Regions from separate parts of the Homo sapiens genome. Here region 2 is linked to region 1. A link is a loop called in an ENCODE intact Hi-C map of the cell type or tissue named here. Cell type or tissue: lower leg skin. All regions are shown on one strand. Each heading gives the region's core, and the rest is flanking DNA. Links, peaks and the distances in the headings are about the cores only.

Region 1 (8,000 bases), core at 1-8,000:
GTCAGGAGATTGAGACCATCCTGTCTAACGCAGTGAAACCCCGTCTCTACTAAAAATACAAAAAAAAATTAGCCAGGCGTGGTGGTGGCGCCTGTAGTCCCAGCTACTTGGGAGGCTGAGGCAGAAGAATGGGGGGAACCTGGGAGGCGGGGCTTGCAGTGAGCTGAGATCGCACCACTGCACTCCAGCCTGGGTGACAGAGCGAGACTCTGTCTCAAAAAAAAAAAAGTCAATGTTATTATGTGTCTTATTGGTTTATATGACACTTATTTTTTTCTCTCTGGAAACTTTTAGGATCTTCTTTTTATTCCTGATATTACAACAGTTTCAAGATTTGGGGCCTTGGTCTGGGTCTTCGTTGTTGTTTTTGTGCAGGCCATTTAGTAACCTTTTTAATTTGGCAACGTGATACTGTGAAATATGTATTTAGTCTTCAACCCCTTTTTCTGGCATAGAACTCCTAAAATCCTTAGAATCTCCAAAATTGTATCTTTTATATACTAATGATTCATTGGTGGCTGGCAGCCTCTAGGCAGCTTCAGGATGGGGGCTGGTCCCGGGAAGCAAGTTAGGATTAGAGGGCTGGGACGTTTAGCCCCACCCCTTTACCCATCACATCTGGGAAGGGGAGAGGGAACTGAAGGCCCCCTGAAGTTGCAATGGCCAGTGGTTTAATCAGTCATGCTCACATGAAGCCTCCATAAAAACGGGGTTCAGAGAGCTTCCAGGTAGTGGAACATGTGGAGGTTCCTGGAGGGTGGCACACCTGAGGAGGGCATGGAAGCTTTGTACTCCTTCTCCTATACCTCACCTTTTCTTCTGTATTATTTGTGATATCCTTAAAATAAACTGGGAAATGTGTTTCCCTGAGTTCTCTGAGCAGCTTTAGCAAATTAATTGAACTGAAAGAGAGGAGCATGAGAATCTCACGTTGAACCCGGTTGGTCTTAGAAGTTCTGGAGGCCCAGACTTACCACTGGTGTCTAGGGGGTGGGCGGTCTTGGGGACTGAGCACTCAACCTGTGGGATCTGATGCTATCTCCAAATAGTGTCAGAATTAAATTGGAGGATACCCAGCTGGTGTCTGCTGCCGAATTGATTGCTTGCTTGGTGGTGGGAAGAAACCACCCCCCGCCAATATGTAGTCACAGAAGTCTTCTGTGACTTCTGTTGATTGTTGTGGTGATGTGAGGGCAGAGGAAAAATACAGCTTGAGTTTTTCCACACTCTCGGGGAATATGTGTCCTTCTCTTCCAGAATATTTTCTTTCTTTCCTTTTTTAAAAAATAACTTCTTCCTTCTGTTTTTTTGTTAATCTCCTTCTAGAAATCTAGTCAATCATATTTTGTTTCCTAAATTGAATCTCTAATGATCATATATTTTTTCCTATTCTATTTGTGCTTTCAGAGAAATGTCCTCAATTTCATAGACTAACCCTTCTATTGAATTTTTATTTAGTAGAACTTCTATTGAGTTTCAAGGTTCAGTTTTCATTCTCTGCCTGCTCATTTGTCCATGGTGTCCTGCCCCTGTCTTACAGATGCAGTGTTGTATCTCTTCGGGGCTATAATAATTTTACTTGTTTGGTTTAATTGTGTTAACAGCATTGTTTTTTTTTTCCTTCCAGGAGCATTTTTTAATTGTTTTGATCTATTTTTCATACAGAAAACCTATCTCAAATATCTGGTACTCCTTGGCTGTCTGAGAATATTTTAAGAATGAAGTCCTAAAAGCTGATTAAATGCTCTGTGTAGTTAAGGTTTATTGAACATTGGACTTCACTGTATAGGAGGTCAAGCTAATCGTGAACCTGGCCTATTGGGTGACCTCCAAATGCTGAAATCTGGAGGTGTTTTTTTTGGGCCTGGCTGCCAGCATTCTGAGATCAGAGCACGGAAAGAGAGGATAAGGTTCCCAACACTCCATATGTAGACCTTCACTTAATTCTCCCTGCCCCTAAGCCCTGAACGTTATAAGGTTCTGAGGGGCCCCTGGCCTCCTTATCAATAACTCCCTTTTGTAGCATTCAGACAGAAGTTCCTCCACTCAGCACAAGCCAGCTGCCTACTCTGCTGCCACTTGGACAGTTATTTATTTATTCATTCATTTGTTCATTTTTGAGGTTTTATAATTTTATTTGACATCAACAGTTTGTTCTCATCCACAATGTCTGACTGTCAGTTTCTGAAAGTGGTAATGGGTACACAGGTAACCAAAGTATAGAGCTTGCTTGGTGAATCTTCATCCTCATGCTTTCTGGACAGCTGCACATGGACACAGTATGGAACGTTCCTTATTCCTTTGGTCCAGACAGCTTTGTTGAGCCTGGTGTTAGCATATCTGGAGTCCCCATCTCCTTCATGGCAAAGTTCTGGGACTTTTTGAGTGACCAAGGGGCACACTGCTTGACGTCCCCTCCATGGGTGTGCTTGTGGATGCTGATGGCATATTCTGGTGTCACCACCTCATTGGTGGCAGGTGACAGAATAGCCCTTTTATTTTATTTTATCTTACTTTATTTTATTTTATTTTATTTTATTTAGACAGAGTCTCGCTCTGTCGCCCAGGATAGAGTACAGTGGCACAGTCTTGGCTCACTGAAGCCTCTGCCTCCCAGGTTCAAGCAATTCTCCCACCTCAGCCTCTCAAATAGCTGGGACTACAGGCACATGCCACCACACCCAGCTAATTTTTGTATTTTTAGTAGAGACAGGGTTTCACCATCTCTTGGCCAGGCTGGTCTTAAACTCCTGACTTCAGGTGATCCACCTACCTCAGCCTCCCAAAAGTGCTGGGATTACACGCATGAGCCACTGCGCCCAGCCAACACTCTTCTTTACAGGAGCTATGCTGCTGGGGCCAAGTTGGAAAGGACTTTTAAAATTTTGTTCACATCTTTTGTCCACTGAGTTTGGCTCTTTGAGTTTGAGAATTTACAAAAAAAAATGTTCTTTCCTATAATTGTTATATTGTTTGGAGAGAGGGAGAAAATATGTGTATATGGTCAATGCGCTATTACCTCTAATAGAATTGTTATTCTATATTTCACCTATATGTATATTTTTCAGTTTTGATTAAATCTTTTTTCCCCTTATCTTCCCTCATGCCATCTCCTCTGCTTGTGTGCCCTTTGCCCCCAGCAAACTGTGTTAACACCTGTTAACATGTTTCTATTCTCATTTAGTCATACACACACTCTCTCTCTCTCTCTCTCTCTCTCTCTCTCTCTCTATATATATATATATATATATATATATTCAGGGAGATCTTTTTCATGACTTATTTCCATAGAAATTGGGATCATACTATAAAAAGTTATTTGAAACTTATTTTCCTCTCTCATCAACACATTCCAGCCATCTGCAGGTCAACAGATGTCTATGCAACTAATTCTCATTCTCTTTAATATTTGCATAATATTCCATAGTAGATAGCAATCTATTCAACCATTTCTAGTTTGATGGACATTTAGATTTAAACTAGATCTCACCTTAATTCAGCCATTCTCTATTGATGACCATTCAGTACCACAGAAAAAGAGGGAAAGCTGTCCATTTTTTTTAAAGCTAGTATAAGCTTAATTCTAAAACTTGACAAATCTTATACAAAAAGAAAAACTATGGACCAATCTCATTTATGAACATAAATCCATGCAATTCTAAATAAAATATTAGCAAATGTAATCTAGCAGAATATCAAAAGAACAATGCACCATAATCTAGTGGTGCATTAACAAACTTTGTTTGTTAATCAGTGCTGGAGAGGTATATGATGAGGTTCAGAGCTGTTTTGAATGAAAACTATAAACCTAATAGTAACTGAAGGAAAAGACTTATATGCAACCACAACTATCAGAAACCAAGACCAAAAACAGTATTCCATAGGGCATACCAAACTATTTCCCTCCATCTCGGGAATGAGAGGACACCTGCCTGCACCACTGGGAATCAACCAAGTGTGTTGTCAGACCCTTCCACTTTCCTTGTGGTCTTCATGAAGACAAGAGCTTTTCATCATGGGCATCATCCTGCAGTGTTATTGAGTAGCTCCCAGTGGCTAGTAGGAAGTTACTCCAAATGATGTATCTGTTTGCCTTCTCTAGAAGAGTTCCCCATCTCAAGGTGAAATAACCGCTTTTTTTTTATCCTCCACATCCTAGGAATTTTAAGGGAGAGGAAAAATGAGAGGACTCAGGGGAGTTAATCTTCTCGCCATTTAGGAAAGAGTGACATTTATTAGTGTGAGCCTAGGCAGCCAGATGGATTTTGTTGGGAACATGTGCGGAGCCCCCTAGTGGGGTGGTGATGCTAGCCCGGGACCTGTAGGGGAGAATTCAGGAGCTGAACAGGGCGAGAAGCACTTATGAACTGGGGTCCCAGAGAAGGAGGGTCCAGGTGAAATAGCTTGCTAGAGTCAATCCTAGGTGCGTGCAGATGTCATCCTGTGTGTGACCACTCTGTAAATGAACCCTGGTGGCACGGGGTCTTCTCCTGTGCTTAGCCCTACCTCTCTGTTCCCTCTCAAGAGAGAGGAGGGTGTCAGCCCTGGCACCCTACTCACACCAGTCACTTTGTTGGCCTTGAGATTGTGTTTCTGGTCTGCCTCAGCATCTGACTTTCCACCCCGGGATGCGTTTGGTCTGTTTTGCCAGTTAGAGAACTGGAGACACCTGAGCCTGAGCTCCTTCCTAATGGTTACATTTCCCTGGTAGCATTTGTCACTAGGGCTTCTAAATTTGGCCATCAGGATTTCCTCAGGCTTGGAAGGTTAACACATACTGCCCAAGAGGGAGGCAATATAATGTAACATGGGTGCCTCAGCTTCCTCATCTGCAGAATGGGCTGAGGATAATACCTCGTCACGATCACCCGGAACAGGGCCTGGCATACTTTACCTAGCGACTTTGTAGGGACTTAGTGAATGTTCCCCAACAGATCTGTCACAGAAACTGTAAATATTGCCCTTCACCCCTTCCGCACCTCTTGCAGCAGTGTTATCCAGGAAGGTTGGAAACCTTAGGAGATGAAGGGGCCCTTTTCTCAGGGCACTCCAAGAGAACCCTCTCAGTGTCTTTTAAAATTGTCAAGGTCCCAGCTCATAGCAGTTCCTCATAAAATACCATTCCTGTGCCGGGCGCGGTGGCTCACGCTTGTAATCCCAGCACTTTGGGAGGCCGAGGCAGGCGGATCACGAGGTCAGGAGATCGAGATCATCCTGGCTAACACAGTGAAATCCCGTCTCTACTAAAAACACAAAAAAGTAGCCGGGCGTGGTGGCGGGCGCCTGTAGTCCCAGCTACCTGGGAGGCCGAGGCAGGAGAATGGCGTGAACCCGGGAGGCGGAGCTTGCAGTGAGCTGAGATCGCGCCACTGCACTCCAGCCTGGGCGACAGAGCAAGACTCCATCTCAAAAAAAAAAAAAAAAAAGCACCATTCCCTTTGCCATCCCCTGGACTCACTCCTCATCCTATTCCCCAAAAAGTGAGAAGGGCAGGCTGTGTAGATGGCATTCCTGAGAATGAGCCAGTGGAGAGCATCTGGCCCTGGCATGTGAATTCAAGCCTTTTCCCAGCTGTAATAACCACCCTCTTTTTTCCACAGGGGCTAAACTGCACGGTCAAGAATAGTAAGTCATCTTTTTCTGTTCTTCTTCTTGTTGCCTTCTTAATCAAGTGAGAGCCTGCTGCCAACTTCTGACAGAAGTCTTGCCATGCCACTCCAGGTTCAGGCTGTGAGCTACAGCCATCCGCAGGAGGGTTCCCGGAGAATTGTGGATGCGTGCACCTGCGCTTCCTGTCGAGAACATTCATTATGCAAAAGTCAGGAAAGGAGAAACAGAACTGTCATTTGGATTGTGAAAGTATTCTCTGGGGAGCTGCCCTACTGTATCTATAATATAATTTGATTTGCCACAGCTTGTCACTGTAAAGTGAGAGACATCTGTGCTGTTGATTTTGTTTTGTTTTAATTCAAAGAGGCACATATTCAAGTGTCTGAGCCAATTAGAGACCCCTGACATATAACAATAAAGCAGCTCTTACTACAACTGCATCCCTCCTGTGCCCTTATTCCCAATCACAACTTCTTCTCAAAATCAACTTGTGTACTTTGTCTTCTCTCCTAAAATTCCCTTTAGACTTGAGAGGTTTGCAGTGACCCCAGTAAACATTAGAGAAGAGGGAGCAGGGCAGTAAAGCTGAGGACGCGGCCAAGGGCCACAGGCTGGAAGGCCGCGGGCCCCTGAGCTGTTTGCTGTCTAGCTGTCTGTACCTGCTGCTGGGGCATCTCAGGGTCTCGGCTATAAGTCTCTGAATGTTGCTTTTCCCTGGCTGCCAGGTACCTGCCTGGATGACAGCTGGATTCACCCTCGAAACCTGACCCCCTCCTCCCCAAAGGACCTGCAGATCCAGCTGCACTTTGCCCACACCCAACAAGGAGACCTGTTCCCCGTGGCTCACATCGAATGGACACTGCAGACAGACGGTGAGTGGGCATGCCAGCAGGGCCCTGGGGGATTCTCCCTGCCTCCAAGTGGCTCTCCCAGTCAGGCTCAGGATTGGGCTCCCAGTCCTGTGCTCAGACATGGGGGTTCAAATTTAGTGCTATAAGGATCCGTCATTTCATGCAGTCAAATACTTGTTCAGCATTTTAGATATTAACCCACAGTGATACCTTCTCATCACACCATTCTTCATGAAAGGACTTCCTTCAACCTAATATTTTTAGCACCCTGAGGGGAAAAAAAAGCAAGCAGTTAATTTTGTGACTACAGTACCAAAAATGAAGTGGAAAATGGTAACACATTTGTCAACCTGTTCCCTGAATTTAGGGGCCAGCACTTTTAAAACGTCCCCCAAGCCTATTCAGGAATGGAGAGTTTATGTTACAGAATTGGGACGATTGGGGCTTATGAGCACTAGCCCCAGATTTGTGAACGGGGCATGGGGGAAGTTCTTTTTGGAAGTCCCCGCCCTCAGTGCTCCTGCTGACAGCCACAACCTCGTGAGGATGGTGGGGATGGCTGTGTTTGACACCCATGCCAGATTGTCAAAGCCCTCACCACAAGTTTGCAAAGCCTTTACTTCTAGCCCAGTGTAAAGTGTCATTTTTCCTTGCCCAGCTGGGAAATAACTGTCTGCAAGGCGGTAGGCTGAGGCCAGAGAGTGAACTGAAAGGAACAGGATGTGGAGAGTTGGGTAAGACGGCAGATTTTCTTTTAGGAGTGAACAACCGCAACAGATAGGGAAGTGACACACCCAGCACTTGTCTTGGCTGATCTGCATCTGTTTGTCTTCTCTTCTCCCTCTCCTGCAGCCAGCATCCTGTACCTCGAGGGTGCAGAGTTATCTGTCCTGCAGCTGAACACCAATGAACGTTTGTGCGTCAGGTTTGAGTTTCTGTCCAAACTGAGGCATCACCACAGGCGGGTAAGAACACAGCTCCTGAGTGGATTATGTTCCACTGATGACACCAGTACAGACTTCTTGTCCCCAAATTCAGACCCTGATTTAGAGTGGGGGAGACCCAGAGGTGCTGAGGGAGTCTGTGGAATTCAGAATGGCAGCCTGAGATGGGCAGAAGTCAAAAGAGAAGTGGTGTGGCCGCCGTGAGCAATAGTGAGGGACAGAGCGTATTTTTGAAAGCGTCCCTCACCTGCTCACCCCTGGTTTTTCTTCCCACTTTACCTAGCTATTCGTTCGGAAAGGAAGTTGAATTGGAAGGCAGCTTCCACAGCCCTACCTCCTGCCATCTTTGTGTAACTTTGTGTAACATCTTTTATGTGTAACTTGGATTCAGCTGGGGCCTACCTTCAGGAAGAAAAAACCGCCCAGACCAAAGAACTGCTGTAGGTGGGCAAATGAGCACTACAACAGCTTAGTCTCATTTTGCTGCTCACAGCTAAATGGTGAAATGTTGATTCTTGTTTAAGTTTGTTTAAAGCAGTGGGTCTCAAAGTGTGGTCCGTAGACCAGCAGCCTCAGCCTCACCTGGGAACGTGGT
Region 2 (10,099 bases), core at 1,228-9,227, 49 kb after region 1:
GCACGCAGCAGTTCAGTCTTCCTGATCTCCAGGCTCTTCTAGAGAACACGACTGCCACTGTCTAAGCAGCAAACACACAGACCAGCCTTTTCCCCAGGGTAAGAGCTGACATGTAGCAGACACTGTGCAGGCACTGGAGGCAGCATTTCACATTTCCCTCTCAGAAAAACTCTATGAGATGACGCTATTTGTAAAACGAGGAAACCAAGGCACAGCAAGATTAAGTAACTTGTTCAAGAGGGCAGAGCTAGGATTACAACTCAGTCTGACTCCAGAGCTTAAATCCTGCTGTAGAGCTGAGGCAGACTACGGTTGCGCTTCTCCCCTTCTTTGCTGGTGTCCATTTTCAGCTGACCATATTGCCACTAGGTGTGAAAAAGACCTTCGCTTGCCTCCCTGCCAGCGAGGCGTGGCCATGTGACTAAGCTACAGTCAAGGAAAGCAGAAATGCTGGGCTAAATTTTCAATAAGCATCCTTAAAATTGGGGACAGGCGGCCAGGCGCAGTGGCTCATGCCTGTAATCTTAGCACTTTGGGAGGCCAAGGCAGGTGGATCACCTGAGGTCAGGAGTTCAAGACCAGTCTGGCCAACATGGTGAAAGCCTGTCTCTACCAAAAATGCAAAAATTAGCTGGGTGTGGTGGCACATGCCTGTAGTCCCAGCTACTTGGGGGGCTGAGGCAGGAGAATCACTTGAACCCGGGAGGCGGAGGTTGCAGCGGGCCAAGATTGCACCACTGCATTCCAGCCTGGGCAAAAGAGCAAGACTCCATCTAAAAAAAAAAAACAAACAAACTGGGGACGGTATTCTTCTCTGCCCTCTCTGCCCTCCCCAACTCCTTCTTGACACCTGGAATGCTGATATGATGGCTGGCGCTTGGGTACAATCTCAGCTCACTGCAACCTCCACCCCCTGGGTTCAAGTGATTCTCCTGCCTCAGCCTCCGAGTAGCTGGGATTACAGGCACCTGCCACCATGCCCGGCTAATTTTTATATTTTTAGTAGAGACGGGGTTTTGCCATGTTGGCCAGGCTGATCTTGAACTGACCTCAGGTGATCCACCCACCTCGGCCTCCCGAAGTGTTGGGATTACAAGCATGAGCCACCACATCTTTCAGTGTCATTTATGTAAATAATTCTACTTTTAATTAGAAAAGTTCATCTAAAATCTGGTTTGTAAATTGAAATCTGCCCCTTGCTTTTCAGTTCACAGAGACATAACCAACCAAGCCCACTGATCTAGTGTCAGCATACCCGCCTCTAGGAATAATACTTCAGAGACAATGCCAAGCCTCGAGCCACAGACATACACTTTAAAAGTGACAAGAGCATACCATACCCCGTCTCTCTGGGACTACTGAGACGGGCCCTGAGGCAGTACTGGGCCGTGCCCACCCTCTGCTGACGAGCACTGTCGACTGGGGGTCAACAGCAGGCTGAGACTCAAGAGACTGGCCATGCAGATAACAGCAACCGAACAGTACACAGCAGCTGTCAGCTGGCCTTCAAGTAAGCACCCTGAGGCCAAAAAAGGGCTGCCTCTATCTGTGCTAGCCCCAGAATAAGACAGGACACATGACACCAACACAGCTGAGCAGGGAGTATAGGCACCTGCATGCCCCTGAGAAAGCCACTTATCTGCTGGGTCTCAGTTCTCTGGTCTATACGACTATCAGAACAATCCTTGGCCGGCATGATGGAGCACGCCTGTAATCCCGGCACTTTTGGAGGCTGAGGCACGGGGGTCACTTGAGGCCAGGAGTTCAAGGCTGCAGTGAGCTATGACTGCACCACTGCACTCCAGCCTGGATGAGAGAGTGAGACACTGTCCCCGCAAAAAAAACAAAACAAACAAAAAACGACAAATCCTTGCTTCCTCCTGCCTTATGTCTGAAGGGTAAAAGGAAACCAGAAAGTCAAAGAACCAATGCTACAGGATGGAGCCAAGGAAGGAAGAGCAACTGAATAATGTGCACAGATACGGTACAAAAAGTGCCCACGGTTTGGGATCCACCAGACACCAAGAGCATGTTCTGTAAAGATTACAGGGGGCAGGGGTCACGTGTGAAACATCCTCTCAATACATCCTCAGACTCCATAATCTGTAGTTTAGGTTTAGTAACTAATATGTGGAGTGGTCCTTGAAAGCCCTTCCAAAGGCCAGGTTACTGCAGCAACAACAGGGCCTACCTAAGTGAGGTCCCGGCACCTGGGGTGTCAGGACGGATGGGAACTGCCTGCAGGACTGCCCAGGCAGCAGCCAGGAATAGACCACCAGGCCAAGGCTGGGAGCTTTGTGTCCTCACCTGGGCATCTTGGCTTCAGCCATCCACAGGAGATCCATGTTGCTGGCTAGGACGGGGAGGTGGGGGTAGGGGGGTGTTGCCAGGCCAGCCCCAGGGCTCCCATTGCTGAGGAGGACATCCATGATCAGCTGCAGGCTGGTCTCCCAGCGGACCGGCTCCCCTAGGAGGAGCACCCCTTTAAAGAACAGAGGCGCAGGTGAGGGCTGCAGGGCAGATGGCAGGCGGCAGGCCCTCAGGATGCCAGCTAGGGCTACCCATCCACAAGCCCTCCACCCATGGTGCACCCAGCTGGGCAGGGGCACAGCTCCCCAACAAGCCCAGTAGAGCCCCTTACCCATCCACCCTGGGTGCACAAGGCCCAGGGCCCAGGAAGGAGATTCCTGAGGGCTCCCATTCTGACTTCAGTCCACCAGTGCTTCACAGAAGAGGTTACAAAACAAAAGCAGCATGTCTCAGGGCTACTTCTCCTTGCTGGCTGGGACTCTGCCACCACATTCTCCCTCACATGACTTAGCAAGGGCTCCTGTTCCCTCAGTCGCTTCTCTCTGAGCCCCAGGGACTGGCAGAACCTAACAGCCAGGACAGGGGGTGTGGAGTGATAGAGACTTGAAACCCAACCTGGACTCCACCGATTCTCCTGTATGACTGTGGCCAAGTAACTTCTCTTCTCTAAGCCTCAGTTTCCTCAACTGCAACTACATAACAGCAACAGCACTTAGCTATTGTGAGGATAAAAATGAGCTACATCATCGGTAAACAGCCCAGGACTAGACACACAGTAAGCACTAGGCAAAGAACACTGCTGACACTAAGGTACAGGGCCGGTGAACTGCACCAGACCAGTGATTCTCCATGGGGCAGCACCGCCCCTGCTGAGGTGCTTTACAAATCAGAGGCAATTTTAGTTGTCACAATGACTAGAACCTAGCAAGTGAAGGTTGTGGGAGGGGGCCAGGGACGCTACATACTCAGGACAATCCTGTGCAATCAAAAACTATCCCACACTAAAATTAATTTTTAAAAAAACCATCCCATGGCTGCGTGCGGTGGCTTGTGTCTGTAATTCCAGCACTTTGGGAGGCCAAGGTGGTAGGATTGCTTGAGCTCAGGAGTTTGAGACCAGCCTGGGCAACATAGTGAGAGCCCGTCTCTACAAAACAACAAGAAGAAAAAGAAAAAACTTTCCCATGTCCTCATAACATTTGAATGTCCCACCTGATATCCTGGTATCCACACAGGTGAACAACCTTTTCAGAATTACTTGAACGATTCTATTTTACATACAATCACAAAGCATTTTTGTACAGCTTCAATAAACATCAATTTTTCCAAAAATACAACTATCGTGTAAGTCAAGAGAAGACTGTACTTTGCCTTTTCAAAACTCTACCAAGAACTGTTACCTATTTTGGAAAATCACTTGACCAACGGCAATGCTGCCCCTAATTTCTGAGTCACCGGTAAAACACGCCTGTCACACCTATAAACACACATCAGCCTGCATTTGTAGCTGTTAACATTCATGGTGATTCTGTTTAGTGCAACCATTTTACTTCTTGGATAACTACTACATACTGAAATACATTATCTTCTTACTAAAAATGTTTCCTTTTATATCCCCCTATTACAGTTAGGGCTTTATACTGAACTAATTTTTAATATGTGTGTACAGAAGTTATATTACCTAAGAATTTCACTTCAGGATAATAAAGGGGATATTCCAATGTTCTTGGTATAAAAAGGGGAGAACTGGGTTTAAAAGTTGAGAAACACTAGACTAGATCACCTCTAGGTGTCTTTCCACCACTAAAATTCTCTAAGCTTACGGTTTTCCTGGAATAGTGAGTGGCATGGGGAAGGAAAGACTAACAACAGTCTCAGAGGTGGTAAGTGGCAGATCCAGACCAGAGCCCAGGTGTCCTGACTCCAAGGCCCCTTGCTGCTGAACCAGGCTGCAGGCAGTCACACTGAGACAGCCTGAGGGCCAGAGAGGAGACGGAGAAAAGACCTCACAACTCATCAAAGAGGACCTCTCTTACCTTCAATGCGGGGGAAGTCATTCCTCGGGAGGGGCTGCAGAGAGACAAAGGAGAGGCTATCAACACAAGTCGCCTTCCACTCCAGGAGAACCACAACCCCACCTCCAGGGTGCTGGGAGGGGAGGGGAGACACACTCCACAGACCCCACACCCGTGGTCAAGCCCAAGCCAAGGGAAAGCTGGAGAGGACTGAGAAAGATGCAAGAAAGGCGAAAAGACAATGGCCAGGTGGGGCCACAGAACAGGCAGGACACCATGGGTGAAGTCACCAGGAGGAAGGGTGGTCAGCTGTCTTTCTCTGGTGGGAGAGGACACAAGATATAGCCAAGCAAGAGTCTAAAATCAGGCAGCTAAGGTGAGGCCGTGGAGACGAAGGCGGCATCACGCCTGATGGGCCATTTCTCCTCATGTCGGTTCTTGAGCAGGCAGCTTCACTCGACCAGCCTCGAGGGTCCACTCCATCCCCAGGCCATGGTAGTCTTGGCTCTGCCACTAAACAACTATGTGACCCGGGACAGGTCACTCCCCTGTGTGGGGCTGTCTCTGAGCTATTCCGAGATCTGTTCCAACTCTGACATTCTGGTTCTCCACAGAACTTGCACAGGTCAGGGAGAAAGCCCTCACAGGGGAGGAAGTGCTCTGTTCCATCAGAAAGCGCTGGAGGAGGAAGGACTTAAGCTATATCAGCAAATAAAAAGTAAGTTATCTGTTTATAACTGCATGTCGTCAAACTGTGAGAATGGTCTGACTCAAGACCTGGGCTATGTGATACACAGACGGTGCGATGAGGAGAAAGTGAGCCAACGGGCACCTCAAGAGATGGCAGTCATGCTGCAGAGGATCACCAAGGGATCAGATGAGTTAGGGGACAAAGTCAGTGCTCAAAAATGAGCCCAGCGCACAGGGCACCTGGGCAGATGTGCAGACTGACCAGTGCTTCCTCTGCAAGCAAGCTACCTCTCCCGAGGGCAGCTCAGTGCCGGGCCTCAGGATTGCTAACTTCACAATGGCCAGCTCTCCTGGGCAGCACTGGGAAGGCCAGCCAGTAAGTCTGGAACTCCTTGTTGGACGGGATGCTGTGGCTCTGAAACGGGTTCCCAGCTAATTATAAGCAATACAGAGAGGACAGGGCATAAAGCCGTTCGCTTCTCTGGGCTTTTTCCTTTTTTTTTTTTGAGACAGGGTCTCACTCAGCCGCCAAGACTGGAGTGCAGTGATCACAGCTCACTGCAGCCTCCAACGCCTGGGCTCAAGCAACCCTCCTGCCTCAGCCTCCTGAGTAGCTGGGACTATAGGCATGCGCCACCATATGTGGCTTTTTTTTTTTTTTTTTTGAGACGGAGTCTCGCTCTGTTGCCCAGGCTGGAGTGCAATGGTGTGATGTCAGCTCACTGCAACCTCTGCCTCCCAGGTTCAAGTTATTCTCCTGCCTCTGCCTCCCGAGTAGCTGGGATTATAGGCATCCATCACTGTGCCCAGCTAATTTTTGTATTTTTAGTAGAGACGGGGTTTCACCATGTTGGCCAGGCTGGTCTGGAACTCCTGACCTCAGGTGATCCACCCGCCTTGGCCTCCCAAAGTGCTGGAATTACAGGTGTGACCCACCATGCCTGGACAATTTTTTAAATTTTTTTGTAGAGACGGGGTCTCACTATGTTGCCCAGGCTGGTCTTGAACTCCTGGGCTCAAACAGTCCTCCTGTTTCAGCCTCCCAAAGCGTTGGGATTACAGGTGTAAGCCACCGCAGCCAGCCTCTGGGCCATTCTCATAAATTCAGGGAACAAAACCCTTAGCCAGATGTGCCTCCAAAGAAGCATGGACAAATCACAGCTCTGCAGGAGGGCTTGCAAGGTCAGCGACACAGCCAATGCAGGGCACTGGAGGAGTGAAGGATGAAGACACAGCCCAACCCATGCTCCTTATTACCGTGGTCTTTAGCCGCCGCTCCAGGTCCACCATGTCAAGCAGAGGAAAGGCCATCCGCAGCTCATCCACGGTGACGACATTTCGGAAGCCCAGTCTGGAGCAAGCTCAGGAAGTAATGCTGGACAGTTCTTGGGGAAGATGCCTTTCTGAATGCATCAAATCACAAGTGAAGGGAACACAACCCACTCCTGATCAAGCCAGGCAGGAGGGCACCAAGCAGAGCCCAGCAAGGATGGCACAAATCCTGCAGGTGCTGGCAGGCAGGCTGTAACTGCACAGGTAGAGTAGAGAGGGCAGCTCCTGGGTAACCCACCAGCAGTCACCAGGCACATGCCAGCTACCAGGTCCTATGCTGGGCACAGCCTAGGGGGCAAAGGCACATAAGAATCTCTGTCCCCAGCTGGGTGCAGTGGCTCATGCCTGAAATCCCAGCACTTTGGGAGGCTGAGGCAGGAGGATGGCTTGAGCCCAGGAGTTCCAGCCAGCATGGGCAACATAGTGAGACCTTGTCTCTACAAATAAAGTCAGCTAGGCATGGTGGTGCACACCTGTCGTCTACTCAGGAGGCTGGGGCAGGAGGATCATTTGAGCCCAGGAGGTCAAGGCTACAGTGAGCTATGATTGCACCACTGCACTCCAACTTGGGCAACAGAGTGTGACCCTGTCTCAAAAAAAAACAAAAAACTCTGTCCCCAAGGAGCTAGCACATTCAGAGCCCATCAAAACCAGTGTTCTCTGAGAACAGTGCTGCTAGTCAGTGCTGAGTTCAGAAGAGACTCCTCAGTGGGCTGGGGAGTCCAGAGGAGTCATGGAGAAGTAGGGCTGGAGCTAAAATCTTAAAGGATGAACCCAAATCATCAAGGAAGAGGCGGCCTTGGGGAGGGGCAAGCCAGCTTCAGCCTATCTCCTCTAAGATCTGCCTCCATTTTCCTATCCTCAATTCCAACTTGCAATCTTAACTGGACATGGTTTGATTACTCTCAAAATGAATTTCCCCAAAATCCTGATTCTATCAGATTGCCCCATCAGCAATAAAGCGTGCCCTGCTTTCCACTGCCCTGAGAAGTCGGTCAGACTCCTCAAGTTTACTTCCAAGGTTCCCGACAACCTGGCACCACCCTTCCTGTTCTTTCCTTCCTCTCCCTATCCCATTCCCAACCTCCTACTTCCCCTGCTTAGGAGCTTAGCCATCTCCTGGGGCTCCGCTGTACCCCTCCAAGAAGCCACAGGCAACTCCTGCCCCAGGGATACTCCAAGCCCTCCCCTCCACACCTGTGGCGCCCTCCTGTGAGCTTACCGGCCTTCAATCACATGCCATCGCACACGCTCCACACCTGTGACGCCCTCCTGTGAGCTTACCGGCCTTCGATCACACGCCATCGCACACGCTCCACACCTGTGGCACACTCCTGTGAGCTTACAGGCCTTCGATCACACGCCATCGCACACGCTCCACACCTGTGGCGCCCTCCTGTGAGCTTACCGGCCTTCAATCACACGTCATCGCACACGCCCCACACCTGTGACGCCCTCCTGTGAGCTTACCGGCCTTCGATCACACGCCATCGCACACGCTCCACACCTGTGGCACACTCCTGTGAGCTTACAGGCCTTCGATCACACGTCATCGCACACGCCCCACACCTGTGACGCCCTCCTGTGAGCTTACCGGCCTTCAATCACACATCATCGCACACGCCCCACACCTGTGACGCCCTCCTGTGAGCTTACCGGCCTTCAATCACACGTCATCGCACACGCCCCACACCTGTGACGCCCTCCTGTGAGCTTACCGGCCTTCGATCACACGCCATCGCACACGCCCCACACCTGTGACGCCCTCCTGTGAGCTTACCGGCCTTCGATCACACGCCATCGCACACGCCCCACACCTGTGACGCCCTCCTGTGAGCTTACCGGCCTTCGATCACACGCCATCGCACACGCCCCACACCTGTGACGCCCTCCTGTGAGCTTACCGGCATTCGATCACACGCCATCGCACACGCCCCACACCTGTGACGCCCTCCTGTGAGCTTACCGGCCTTCGATCACACGTCATCGCACACGCCCCACACCTGTGACGCCCTCCTGTGAGCTTACCGGCCTTCGATCACACGCCATCGCACACGCCCCACACCTGTGACGCCCTCCTGTGAGCTTACCGGCCTTCGATCACACGCCATCGCACACGCCCCACACCTGTGACGCCCTCCTGTGAGCTTACCGGCCTTCGATCACACGCCATCGCACACGCCCCACACCTGTGACGCACTCCTGTGAGCTTACAGGCCTTCGATCACACGCCATCGCACACGCCCCACACCTGTGGCGCACTCCTGTGAGCTTACCGGCCTTCGATCACATGCCATCGCACACGCCCCACACCTGCGACGCCCTCCTGTGAGCTTACCGGCCTTCACATGCCATCGCACACGCTCCACACCTGTGGCACACTCCTGTGAGCTTACCGGCCTTCGATCACACGCCATCGCACACGCCCCACACCTGTGGCACACTCCTGTGAGCTTACCGGCCTTCGATCACACGCCATCGCACACGCCCCACACCTGTGGCGCCCTCCTGTGAGCTTACCGGCCTTCAATCACACGCCATCGCACACGCCCCACACCTGTGGCACACTCCTGTGAGCTCACAGGCCTTCGATCACATGCCATCGCACACGCTCCACACCTGTGGCGCCCTCCTGTGAGCTTACCGGCCTTCGATCACACGCCATCACACACGCCCCACACCTGTGACGCCCTCCTGTGAGCTTACCGGCCTTCGATCACACGCCATCGCACACGCTCCTTTACTGCTCATGGTGTTATTCTTGCCTCCAGCACAAGCCCTTGATTGATTCATAAGTCCTACGCCCTCATCCTGGTCCTCGTCCCATTCAGAGTGTGCGGCAGACCGCTGGTACACAGGACGTGCTCAGCACAACAGTTGCTTAAAACGGGCCAGGTATTATTCCGCAGGCTCCCAGAGACAGGCTCCCGGTAGCTGCTTCACTACCACTGGCTAATAAACTGACTGGGCACCCCAAGGAAGAGGCTAGAGCAGGGGTTCCCAAACCCAGTTACAGAACCACTAAGAGAGGTGTTTTGTTTTTTAAAAAATACAGATTCCTGAGTTTTACCCGAGACCTAGTGAATTAAGGCTCCAGCGCAGATACCCTGGGATCTGTATTTTAAGCTCCCCAGAGGATTCTGATGCAGGGGTATGAGAACTGGCTTTTGGAAACCACCAGACATGAGGACTGACCACAGTCGGGAGCTGTCCTCCCTCCCCTGAGCCCACAACATCGCCTGTGTACCCCAGCACCCAGCACTCCTCACTACAGTCCCCACTCAGCTAAGGGAGGAAACACCTCAGCCCTGCCCCTTCCCTTCAGCCAGAGTTAAGACCAAAAGGATACCCCTGGGCATTTTCCATCACGGGCCCCTGTCCAGACACCAGCATCCGCTTCTCATGGTACTCGGAGAAGAGCTTCATGGGGCTGTGAGAGAGGATAACTTGGTCTGCATCCACCTGTAGGGACAGCCAAGACAGGGGAGGGCAGAGGAAGACAGAACTGTTGAGGGAAATAATGAGACAGGTGGCAGGTCCTTTAGCCTAGGGAAGGAAAAAACCCGCTCAGAAAAAGAACGGGGAGGAAAGCCCTTTCTAGCACCCAGCAGCACTTCTGAAAGGCACCCAAACAGATCTGAGAAGAACCTGTCTCATTTAGTTCTTGCCACACAAGAGACCAGAAATGCCACAGATGTGGGTTCTGACCACTTGCCACCGCTACCCCGTCAGGTTCAGTTTGGATTTCCCAA

What was found. Hi-C counts contacts between places; a loop is a spot of excess contacts. Peaks named below come from ENCODE experiments on the same cell type or tissue, not always from the same donor. Only the 100,000 strongest peaks of a DNase experiment are listed, where the experiment ranks them.
Region 2: a loop joins it to region 1, with 2.7 times the contacts of the local background. A loop is called at or near these places in 41 of 110 quality-filtered maps.

What each region holds. Positions count from the first base shown.
Region 1 is chr22:17,091,462-17,099,461 of GRCh38, forward strand. It overlaps IL17RA (interleukin 17 receptor A), which reads left to right. Exons shown (of 13, transcript NM_014339.7): 2 at 5,601-5,625; 3 at 6,336-6,482; 4 at 7,314-7,426. It also overlaps the pseudogene RPL31P62. Among named protein-coding and RNA genes, the nearest start is that of IL17RA, 10 kb to the left of the region's middle. In lower leg skin, for the core only: no CTCF peak of the experiment used is centred there; no DNase peak of the experiment used is centred there.
Region 2 is chr22:17,138,752-17,148,850 of GRCh38, forward strand. It overlaps HDHD5 (haloacid dehalogenase like hydrolase domain containing 5), which reads right to left. Exons shown (of 8, transcript NM_033070.3): 3 at 9,697-9,809; 4 at 6,273-6,366; 5 at 4,347-4,380; 6 at 2,308-2,482. Among named protein-coding and RNA genes, the nearest start is that of HDHD5, 15 kb to the right of the region's middle. RefSeq lists enhancers at 1-301, 4,620-5,120. In lower leg skin, for the core only: no CTCF peak of the experiment used is centred there; DNase peaks (open chromatin) are centred at 4,570, 5,240 and 6,480.